2 separate regions of the Homo sapiens genome follow, and region 2 is linked to region 1. The links are chromatin contacts, found by Hi-C in ENCODE. All regions are on one chromosome and are shown on one strand. Each heading gives the region's core, a stretch centred on a gene start or an enhancer-like site at or near the end of the contact. The rest is flanking DNA. Distances are from core to core; before and after follow the strand shown. Region 1 holds the start of FIRRE (firre intergenic repeating RNA element). Region 2 has its middle 37 kb from the start of STK26.

The links. Hi-C counts contacts between places; a loop is a spot of excess contacts on that map. Pooled maps may share reads with other maps.
Region 2: a map with no recorded cell type shows a loop between it and region 1 (7-fold over the local background). The contact joins the enhancer-like site here to the promoter of FIRRE in region 1. A Hi-C loop is called at or near these places in 2 of 37 single-sample maps with no recorded cell type and 9 of 50 pooled maps.

The regions. Positions count from the first base shown.
Region 1 is chrX:131,828,612-131,834,186 of GRCh38, forward strand. It overlaps FIRRE (firre intergenic repeating RNA element), which reads right to left and starts at 2,032. Exons shown (of 10, transcript NR_152876.1): 1 at 1,681-2,032.
Region 2 is chrX:131,983,745-131,988,983 of GRCh38, forward strand. No RefSeq gene overlaps it. Among named protein-coding and RNA genes, the nearest start is that of STK26, 37 kb to the right of the region's middle. RefSeq lists an enhancer at 1,897-2,191. Within about 2 kb of position 3,672, at least 7 of the 41 ENCODE cell types and tissues checked have a DNase peak (open chromatin) inside an H3K27ac peak, as active enhancers do.

The sequences.
Region 1 (5,575 bases), core at 782-3,281:
GTGAAGAAAATAATGGAAATAACAGCCTAGAGAAGAACAAATCTAGGCACCAGGCCATGTGACTTGTTTCACTGCCAGGTTCCCTGGGAGTCCTCCATTTTCTGACCTGGGCACTAGGTCTTGTGTATTGAGTTGGGGGCAGCCATGTCAGAACCCTAATAGGAGGGTCCAGATAGATCTCAAGGCTGAATTCCATACAATATCCCTCTTGGGGTGACACACACACTCCAAACTTACAAAATTCCAGTAGAAAGGAACATGATTTTGTCTTATGGTTCCATCATTCAACATTAAAACACAAGCAAGTTCCCATGCACATCATTATTTGACTTTTAATGGCTTCCTATGGCTTTATTATATATGTGTGTGCCACTGCTTAAGCTTAGGAATCAGTCTTATGGTGTTTCCTCATAAGTAATTAAGACATGGTGCTTGTAAAGAATTTAGAAAATAACCATGTGCTGATCAAGAACAAAAGCACTGTCATAAAATCTTGTATTAAACACTAATAGCCTTTTGCATATTTACTCCCATTATTTCAACATGCACAGAGGTCTATATTTACGGTAATACACTACAATAAGCATATTTAAATTAAATTTATATATGCATCATGTTTTAGATGCAAACTTTTCACTGCTCATTCCTGGGTAACTGAAATTGTCATGAAATATTTGCAAGACCTGGATTTTAGATAATAAAATATTTGCAATGAGCTTCTTGATTGACTAATTCATTAAAGAATGTTAGGTTCTCAATTTTTAAAAAATTTATACACAGGACATAATACCTATAATGCCACCACTCAAGTATCTTAATTTTGATACCTGCCTTACCTAATCATTAGTATGCTGACTATATATATATATATATATACATGCTAACATTGGAACAGGCACTATGTGCTTATGCCTCAGAACATTAGGGTTTCTTTTGTTTATATTTTTCAAAACTTATACCAAAATTTTATCTTAAAATTTTATGTAAAATCTATAAAGTTGAAACGCATACTCACTCTAACACTGACCATGATTATGCATGATATGCATAATGCATATATATGTATAAGCATTAGATAGATAGGTCCAAGTTACCTGGTTACAGGCCTAGAGGGAAAAGAAAATGATTGCACCTATTATATATATATTTACTTCTCTTTATTTATTTATTTTTATTCAGCCTCTGGGAGCATGGACTATCCTTTTCTTTAAAGACAATTGAATGCAAACTGGATACAGTTTTGCACAAATTCTTCAACACCACCTTATACCATTTGCATACATGAATGACAATGTATATTTGAGTGCTTGGATTTTTTTTGTATCTTACTCTAGAAGACCTTTCTATTTCAAGAAATTACAAAAGTTACACCCACTGTTGGCACCGTTTAGATTTTAAGAAATTATAAGTAGAAAGTAAACGGTACTTCAATCACAACAAGAAATAGCCACTTAAAAATATCCTTGCCATACATTCTTATATCTTCACTTTGCACAAATAATATACACTTAAAAAATGTTCAAATTCTCTTGTACTTTGAATGCTAAAACAAGTTTTCCTCATTTGTAACTTGAATGCTCTTCAAATCTCATTAAGTATTCTTTAGAATAATGACAGGTTTTAAAATCTTGCCACATGTTTTTGCATTTCTAGAAATAATCATGCTTCTTTACAATGTACCTGCTATAACAGCCATGTATGGAGAAGTGAAGCGAGGTCACAGGTAATGCCACCTCCAGCAGACAAGAACTTTTAAAATGTGGGTTCATCTTCAATCCTCTTCACTCGGTTTTGGTTCTCATCTGTTTGTGCGTGGTCAGCTCTCCTAGCAAAAGTGCTAACCCTTCTTGGTTTGGCGGGCTGATCCCATTTCTCTTCAAGGTCCTCCTAGCTGCAAGCAATTTGGTTGCACCTGGGACCTCCAGCAAGCACATGGCATCCTTTTATAAGCAACCTGGTATTGTCTGGTTCTCTGCAGTGACTCTGCTACCACAAAGGTCCTAGGCCCCAGAGCCTGAAGGCACCACGTGTCAGCCTTTCCCAGACTCTCAGGGGCGGGGAGAGAGACGAATACCCACAGGCCCAGTACTTCGTTGGTTGGTGGCTTCCTCCAGTCCCGCCCATACTGGGAGAATACCAAGACCCCACCCTACAACTTCCTGGGCCTGGACTTCCTGCCAGAGGCCGACTTAGTCTTCCCTCCCCACGGGCCAGTTCCTACACCTGGACCTCACTCTGTCCAGAGCTTCAGGTAGGCCTCAGGAGGTGGAACTAAGATCCAGCTCATGGTCCGAGCCTGCTCAGCCTCTAACAGAATGGAACTTTCCAATATAAGCCCTCTAAGGGATGGGGCTTTTTCCAGAAATTTCCTCACGATGGCAGTGTTGCTCCTGGAATTCTATCCAATACTGCCCCCAAGCCCTCTTCTCCCGCCCGTCTGGTATGAAAAAAAAATGTGACCAACAGATTAAGGCACCAGGAAATATGGCTGACTTGAGAAACTCGCTCATACTATTGTGATTTTGCTTTTGGTTTTTCATCTGAAATCAAACTGGCGCCTAAACCTACACTCTCATCAGGGGTCTTTTCAGTTCAAGAACTCAATTTCCACTTACCTAGTCTTCACAGTTCTGCTTTTTCTTCACCTAACTTTTTCTCATGGTACTAAATTGTCTTGGTGTATCAGGGGTCAAACCTCAGGGATCCAGGCCTAGAGGGAAAAGCAAATGGTTGCATCTAAGGGCTTGGAGAAGAGCAAATCCATGTTGTTCTTGCCTGACTCACTTCCCAGGTTTCCCGGGAGTCCTACTCAATTTCTGGCCTAGGCACTAGGCCTGTGTGTTGAGGGAGAAGCAGTTGTCTGGAACCCTAAGCTAAGTGTCTAGATGGTTCTCAAGACTGCGTGCTATACAGTGCCCATTTGGAAGGGTACACAAACTCAAATATGTATAAATTCCAGTCAGAGGAGACTGATACAGTCTCATAGTCAAAATAATTTAAAATCGGAACACAGGCATGTTCCTATGTTCTTATATGACTGTCAATGGTTTCCTGTGACTTTAGTGTGTATATGCTTATCACTTAGGGGTCAATCTTATGGTATTTTATCTTACGTAATTAAGACATGGTGCTTGCAAAGGATTTGCAAAGGATTCAGAAAAGAACCATGTGCTGACCAAGAGTAAAGCACTGTCATAAACAGTACCTATTAGTAATACTGATAAACATCTGGATTATGTTTTGTGAACTAAAAAGTGTCTGAGACAGGTCTCAATAGTTTCAGAAATTTATTTTGCAAGTTTAAGTACACGCATGCCTGGGAGATAGGTCCATGCCTTTCTTCAAAGATGATTTTGAGGGCTTCAATATTTAAAGGGGAAAGGGCAGATACTGGGGAAAGGGGAAGAAATTTTGAAAAGATGTGGGTAGATAAGAGGCAAAGGGTAGCATTCTTTTGAGTCTTTGATCAGCCCTTCATAGGCGAGATGAGGGTAGAGGAATAGTCACGTACACATTCATCTAGCTCAGTGAATCTGCATTTTTTACATAGGATAAAATAAACACAGGGCAGAGGAAGCAATCAGACATGCATTTGTCTCAAGTGAGCGGAGGGAAGACTTTGAGTTCTGTCTTTTGTTCCATACCTGTGAGGATAAGCCAAAATTTACATTGTCAGGGTGAAATTCAACAGAACTGTTTCAGGGTAAAAATCTTGGGGCTCACAAGGAATTTCCTAGTGGGCAAATTGTGAGGGAGATATGTAGCTTTTTGTTTTTGCTTTGTTCAATCATTGTAGCCATCTTATTTAGGAATAAAATGGGAGGCAGGTTTGCCTGACGCAGTTCCCAGCTTGACGTTTCCCTTTGGCTTAGTGATTTTGGGGCCCTGAGATTTATTTTCCTTTCACAGTTTCAACATACACATGCAAACTCATATACTCATGCACTCATTTCAATATATACACATAAACATTTATATTTCGTGTCATACACAATAGTAAGTTTACATTAAAATGAGGTTTATTTGTATGTTATGGTTTGGAGTATACTTTCACTTCTGTTTCCTGGGCAGTTTGTCATTATCATGAAAAATTTGCAAGACCTGAATTTTTAGTAAATGAAACATTAACCAAGAGCTTCTTGATTGCTACATTCAATAACAATATGGTCTCTGAAGACATGTTCACTTCATAAAACACTTATTTAACAACTGGAAATTTAATTCCTATGATGTCTCCTCTCAGGTATCATGATTTGAAGAGCTTCTAATCTTTATTATGCTAACATGTGTATACTCTAAAACAAATATTGAATCACAAGTATAACATGCGTGCATCAGAAAATATAGGATATTCCTTCCTTCTCAAAATTTTAACCTACAATTAAATCTAAAATTTCATCTTATTTTATTTATTTATTATTATATTTTTAGAGACTGGGTCTGGCAAGTCTATGCAATCATGGCTCACTGTAGCCTTGACCTCCAGGCTCAAGCAATCCTCCCACCTCAGCCTCTGGAGTAGCTAGGACCACAGGCACACACCACCACACCCAGCTATTTTTTTCTTTTTTATATTTTTTTGTAGAGAAGGGGTCTCCTTATGTTACCCAGACTGATCTCTAACTTGTAGGCTCAAGCGATCTTCCCAATTCAGCCTCCCAAAGTGCTGGGATTATAGGCATGAGCCACTGCACCTGGCCTAATCTTATTTTATTACTAAAAAAAATTAACAACAGATTGCATTACTGTATAAATAAAGTCTGTGTCCTCATCTCTTTAGCACTGTGACTGTGACCCAAACACGTACTCCATCAAAGGTTCAAGGTGAATGCATTGACATATTTTTATATTCATCTATAATCTTTTCTTAATGTTTCCCTTTAAATTTATTTATTTCCTAAAAATTAGGTCTTGCAAATTTTTCGTAATGACAAATTGCCAAGGAAATAGAAGTGAAAATATTATCCAAATCATGATATATGAATAAATCCCATATGAATGTAAACTTATTATTATATATGAAGCTAAATATCAAAGTTTCTATGTGTATACATATACACATGTACACATATACATACATATACAAACACACATTAATATACGGACAAAGAGAGTGAAATTTAAGTGCATTGTTACTATAATAATCATAATTAAAAATATACACTTTTTAGGGAGGCTGAGGCAGGAGAATCGTTTGAACCTGGGAGGCAGAGGTTGCAGTGAGCCAAGATCACACCACTGCACGCTAGCCCTGGAGACAGAGTGAGACTCCGTCTCAAAAAATATATATACTTTTTAAACATAAGTACACATATAGATGGATATGGAGTCATGCCTAATTTAATGACAGGGATACATTCTGAGAAGTGCATTGTTAGTTGATTTCATCATTGTGCAAACATCATAGTGTACTTACACAAATCTAGATAGTATAGCCTACTACACTCCTAGGTTGCAGAATATAGCCCATTGCTCCTAGGCTACAAAGTGGTATAGCATGTTGTTATACTGAATACTGTAGGCAATAGTAACAATGGTAAGTATTTGTGTATCTAAACATAGAAAAGGTACAATA
Region 2 (5,239 bases), core at 2,422-4,921, 160 kb after region 1:
GGGATAATTCTGAGGTGTGTGTTTTGCACCATTTCCCAGAGTTTCCACATATGAATGTCACTCCTTCACAGTGGTAGCTGGCTTAAAAGCACACTCTTTATTGACAGCCTTCCTTTTCTTTATTACTATTCTACCCGCTTAGAGGTGTTACCTGAAATTCTCAAAGAAATCATTTTCATTGAAATCTTTGTCTCAGGATCTACTTCCTTGAGAAGCCATACAAAGACACCATGTTAATCTTGGGTCAGTCCATAAGGAGCCCTGAATGCGACAGAAACTTTTTCAAAGTGTTTTTTGCCATTTGGTCTTACAATAATCTCTATAAAGAAACTTTGGTTCTTAGATGATAACCTAATGAGAACGTATTTGCCAAATGGGATACAGAGAGAGTAACTATAGATCAGAGATAGTAGAATATGCTTAAATACTTTCCTCTTGATGATAGCAATCTTCTAAATGCAAGGGATATGGAAAATCATCATTTTAGTATGGAGTAAAAATGTGAGGATCAGGGTCATTTTCACAAATTGAAAAATTAGAGGGATTAGGAAAAGCCACTCTGATCACTGAAAAATGTAAACATTTTCTGAATAATGCAAATGAATACTCAAATGCTTGCCAAGAGTTGTTTGAAAAAAATTAACGATTAAGATTTCTGGAACAAGCTGAATATATTTTTAAAAATTGAGAACAAAGACTTCTGGAAGAAGCTGAATACATTTAAAAACAATTAAGGATAAAGATTTATAGAACAAGTTGAACACAATTTAAAAGAAAGTATAACTAGAACAATATGCTCTCAGCTTCAACAATACATGAATGAGAAAATTAACAATAAAACTGTCATTTTTGAGTACTTATTTAAGTATAAACAATTTGCCGTATATTTTATGCACACTATCTCATTCAATCCTTACAATAACTCTGAAAGTTATTATTTTTATCCCCATCTTATACACAAGAAAACTGAGGCACAGAAAAGTTGAGTAATTCTTCTGAGGTCACACAGCTAGTACTTAGCCTAGATAGGGTTTGAAATCATGTTTTTCTGACTCTCAAGCTTATAGGTTTTCTACTTTCATATACATTTTTATTACTGCATTTTTATTTCTCTTGGTATGCACCTATTACTTTCAATAATCAGACCATGTGTCTAATCTGAAATTGATAAAATATAATCGTTATGTTGATAATGGGTCAACACAGCATCATATGCCCAATCAGGTCTATAGATTCTATGCACTTGGCTTTTTGACAGAATCAAGTCTAGCATGGTTTGCATACTTGATATGGCTTGTGAGTTCCAAATTGTCATTTTCTGATTCAGAACCTAGCAGAGTGCCTTGCAAATAGTAGGCTCTCAATAAATGAATAGAAATAAATGACTGAATCAAGTCCCAAGTTTCCTTCTGACTGGTTTCCAGGCTTAAGCCTCTCACTTAAGCTTGAAACTATAATTAACCCTATCACCAAGATTTGAGGTAATTGCTTCTTCCCTCTTAAGTCAATGATAAGAAGCTCTTTCCTTTACACCCACCCCATCCCCTTTGCAGCTTTGGACAATTTTCAAGGTGTTCTCCTGGGTCTTGACGCTTGATTCCTCGGTCATCAGGTTTCTATCTCCTCCTATTTTCCTGGGCATTGACAACAGATCCTCCTTACTCCTGAGAAGTGCTTCTTTCCTTCCTGCCTCTTTGCCTTTGTTCACAGTATTCCCTTGGACTGGACTGGCCCCCTCCCCCATGTCTTGGCTTCTGTCTGGCTCTAGTCTCAGATTCCTGAACCTTGCCTGAACCAGGTACAGATGTAATTCCAGCCCCAGTCTCTAGTCCCTGCTCTCTAGTCCACCTAGGGGTACTTGTTTCAGGCTGCTGGGGTCTCCAACCTTGAGCTGACCCCTCAGATCTGGTGGCTGGCCTGTGTGAGCCTGATAAGGAGGCAGAGAGACCCGAGAGGTCACCACCAGTCTGTCTTTGTCAGCTGGAGGCCTGGATTCCAGCATGTTCCTGCAAATATGTGACTTATTTACTCATCTTGCTTTTTGTTTGAGCTCTTTCAACACAGCAGGTTCCCCCAAATGATTTCAGACAGGACAGAAAGAGCCCTGCCCTCATCAGTCCATGAGTGAAATGACAAGTCGGGCTTGTAAACAGGATTCCAGCCTTTTCTGAGGCTCAGCTGCCTGTGGAGACATGCAGCCCCACAGCACATCCCCACAGAGACACGTGGTACCAACTAGAGGCAGTAAGATGAGTATTGATGTGGTTTGCGCACCTCTGGATGTATGATTCCATTTAAAATGGAGGCTAGCCTCTTGGTGAGAGTCCTGTTGACTCCATCAAGGAGAGCAGTGATGTGATGTATTGTAATGAGTGTCCTGCTTGATAGGTGGCAATTTAGGAAATCCAATCAGCTGGCCTGAACCATGCTAGCCCTCCACATACATTAGAAACACTTTTCACATTTTCTTCTTTTACTGTCTTCAGAAAACTGAGCATGCTTTATAAATACTTCCAGAATATAAAAAGCAAAGAACTTGTGTATTTGCCTGAGGTACATTTTCACCCATGGTCAATGAAAGATAAGTCTGAGACCCTCTTCTTGCTACACTTGCACCTTCAGCTGGAAATTAGAGCTTCAGGTGATTGGAACCCTAACCCTCCCTGTTAATGGGCCAGCAGAGCCCAGGAGAGGGGCTTCTTCCATTATTGTGCCTTTCCAGGAGTATATGTTATCACTTGCCTGGATGCTTGTTGTTTTGTAATTGCCTGATCCTGACTATCATCCTCTCCCTTCCTCACCAACTCTTCAGCCTCCTGCAGTCCTCACCATAGTCCAGACTTTCATCAGTGCCATTTCAAATGATGATAGCTCATATAAAATGGTTTCCTTCAGCCCTGTAGAAACATTTCTACAAGTAAACGGAGAATAGCCTTTGATTTCGTTTGTTTCCAATATGTTGGCATTTTTATTCAATACTCTCAAATCCTATTTGTTAATGCTGCATTATTGTCTTTATTAGAAATACCAGGAGGGCATGTTCCCTAAAGCATCCCTTCACACAGTAAAAGACAACTCAAATTGGATTAGTTTATTTAGCGAAGGTGTCAACTTTTCCCAGATACCAGTGCTTCTGAGACACCTCCTTCCATTTTAGGTTACCAAGTTTCTTTCTTCCTTTCATTTTTTGTCAACATGCAATAATATAATTATTATTACATGAAAATATATATAAGTATGTATAATAATATATACAATTATGTGTTATATTATATATTATGGTATATTGTATATGTTATATAACTCATATAAATGTGTATAATATTTATAGGCTACAGAGTGATTTTTTAATACTGTATATAATGTGTAATGATCAAATGAGGGTAATTAGCATATTCATCACCTCTAACATTTATCAATTCTTTGTGTTGGGAACATTCAAAATCCTCTCTTTTTAGCTCTTTGAACATATACAATAAATTATTGTTAGCCATATTCACCCTAAAGTGTTATAGAACACTAGAACTTATTCTTCCTACCTATCCGTAATTTTGTAAGTTACTGTTCTTGAGAAAGTTAAGATTCTTTTGAATAATCTGAGATGTGTGAAATAAGGTTAGTCACAGGATTTCCTGCCACAAGCGTTCACAAACAAACTTTCCTCACTTCCTCTTTTTTAAAGTTCAATTTAGGCTCACTGATCTAGTTGCTTTTGTTTTAGTGGTTACAGTCTCCACCCTGTTACCAATCGTTAAAAAGGGTCGACAGAGCCTCAAGTGCTTGCTGTCAGTCTCTGTTTCCCTCTGTCTCCCTCTCTCTTGTCTCTCTCTCTCATACATAAACACCCGAAAGGCTTATATTAAGATGGCAGACATTCTATCCACTAGAAACTTAGAAAACTTAGATTCCTGCAGTGTTAGTTTCTTCCTCTCTCCTCCTCAGACACTTTGTTATCTGTATTTTAATCCACAGAATCAACTGTTTTCCCACCCTAACCCTTCTCTTGCCATCTTTCTCCCACTTCCCCAAGTGCCTAAGTTGTTAAATTGTCATCCCCCACAGAGCTCCAGGCTCTGAACTTTTCTGAGCCCCCAGCAAATTCTATCTCTCTCTATCATCTTACCTCATTGCATCTACACTGCCTTACAAGACAAATATTTCTATACCATCCTCATCTAAGGCCATGGGCTCAGCTAAACTGCGAGCTTCTTGAGGGTAAGGATTAGGTTTTATATATATATATATATATGTGTCCCCTAACACAGTGCCAGACCCTCAATATTTGTTGAATAAATGACGACAAAACTAATGAATCTGAGAAAGTGTTAAATTCCTTCCAGGTAACAAAATCTTAGTTCAATCAAAATATGTGTTTTCACAAGGCTATAAAAGATACAATCTAAGTTTGGGAATTTAGACCCTAAGGAATGGTTTCTCCCTTTTGGTATATCACTGGTTCTTAATATGTCATGTGCGATGGGAAATCGAGATCTCTTTACTCACACTTGGAGGTTCCCTTTATTTACTACTTTGTCTGGATTTTTCAGTAGCATTCTTCTCCTTTCACCTTGTCAGCTGAGGACCAGCTTAACAAGTAATTTGGATTTATAACTAAATTTTTCTGCAATATAAAGAAATTCCAAGCTATGTAGCTATACAGTTTCTCCCAAATACAGGTCACATGACTCACTTTGCACAGAGATAAGCTCTGGGTGGAACCTATCTGGGATCTATCTTCTGGCACTCCTTTTTAATCATAGGCCTTAGAGTGATTGGGATTCTGGTTGGTTTACTTTACTTCCACCCTCTAGTCCAGGGTGGAGCTATTGTCTTTGGGTCTCATGCTGGTTGCTGGAAACATAAGGTTCTGTTTTTGTTTGAAACTTAGGTGGAAGACATTTGTTTCTAGGAGAACTCATTTCTGCCTATGCGGTCTGCACCTTCATCACCAACACAACTGATGCGTTCTGACTACTCTACTCCAGGAATTTTGCTTCTTTTCACCTTCCTGTCCCACCCTATGACACAGGTCTTGTTCTCTCTATGAACTTTCCTATATATCTTATACTTTTCTTTTTTTGAGATGGTCTCATTCTGTTGCACAGGCTGGAGTGTAGTGGCATGATCATGGCTCACTGCAGTCTCAACCTCCCGGGCTCAATCAATCTTCCTGCCTCCACCTCCAAGTAGATGGGACCACAAGTGCATGCTACCAAGCCTGCCTAATTAAAAAAAATTG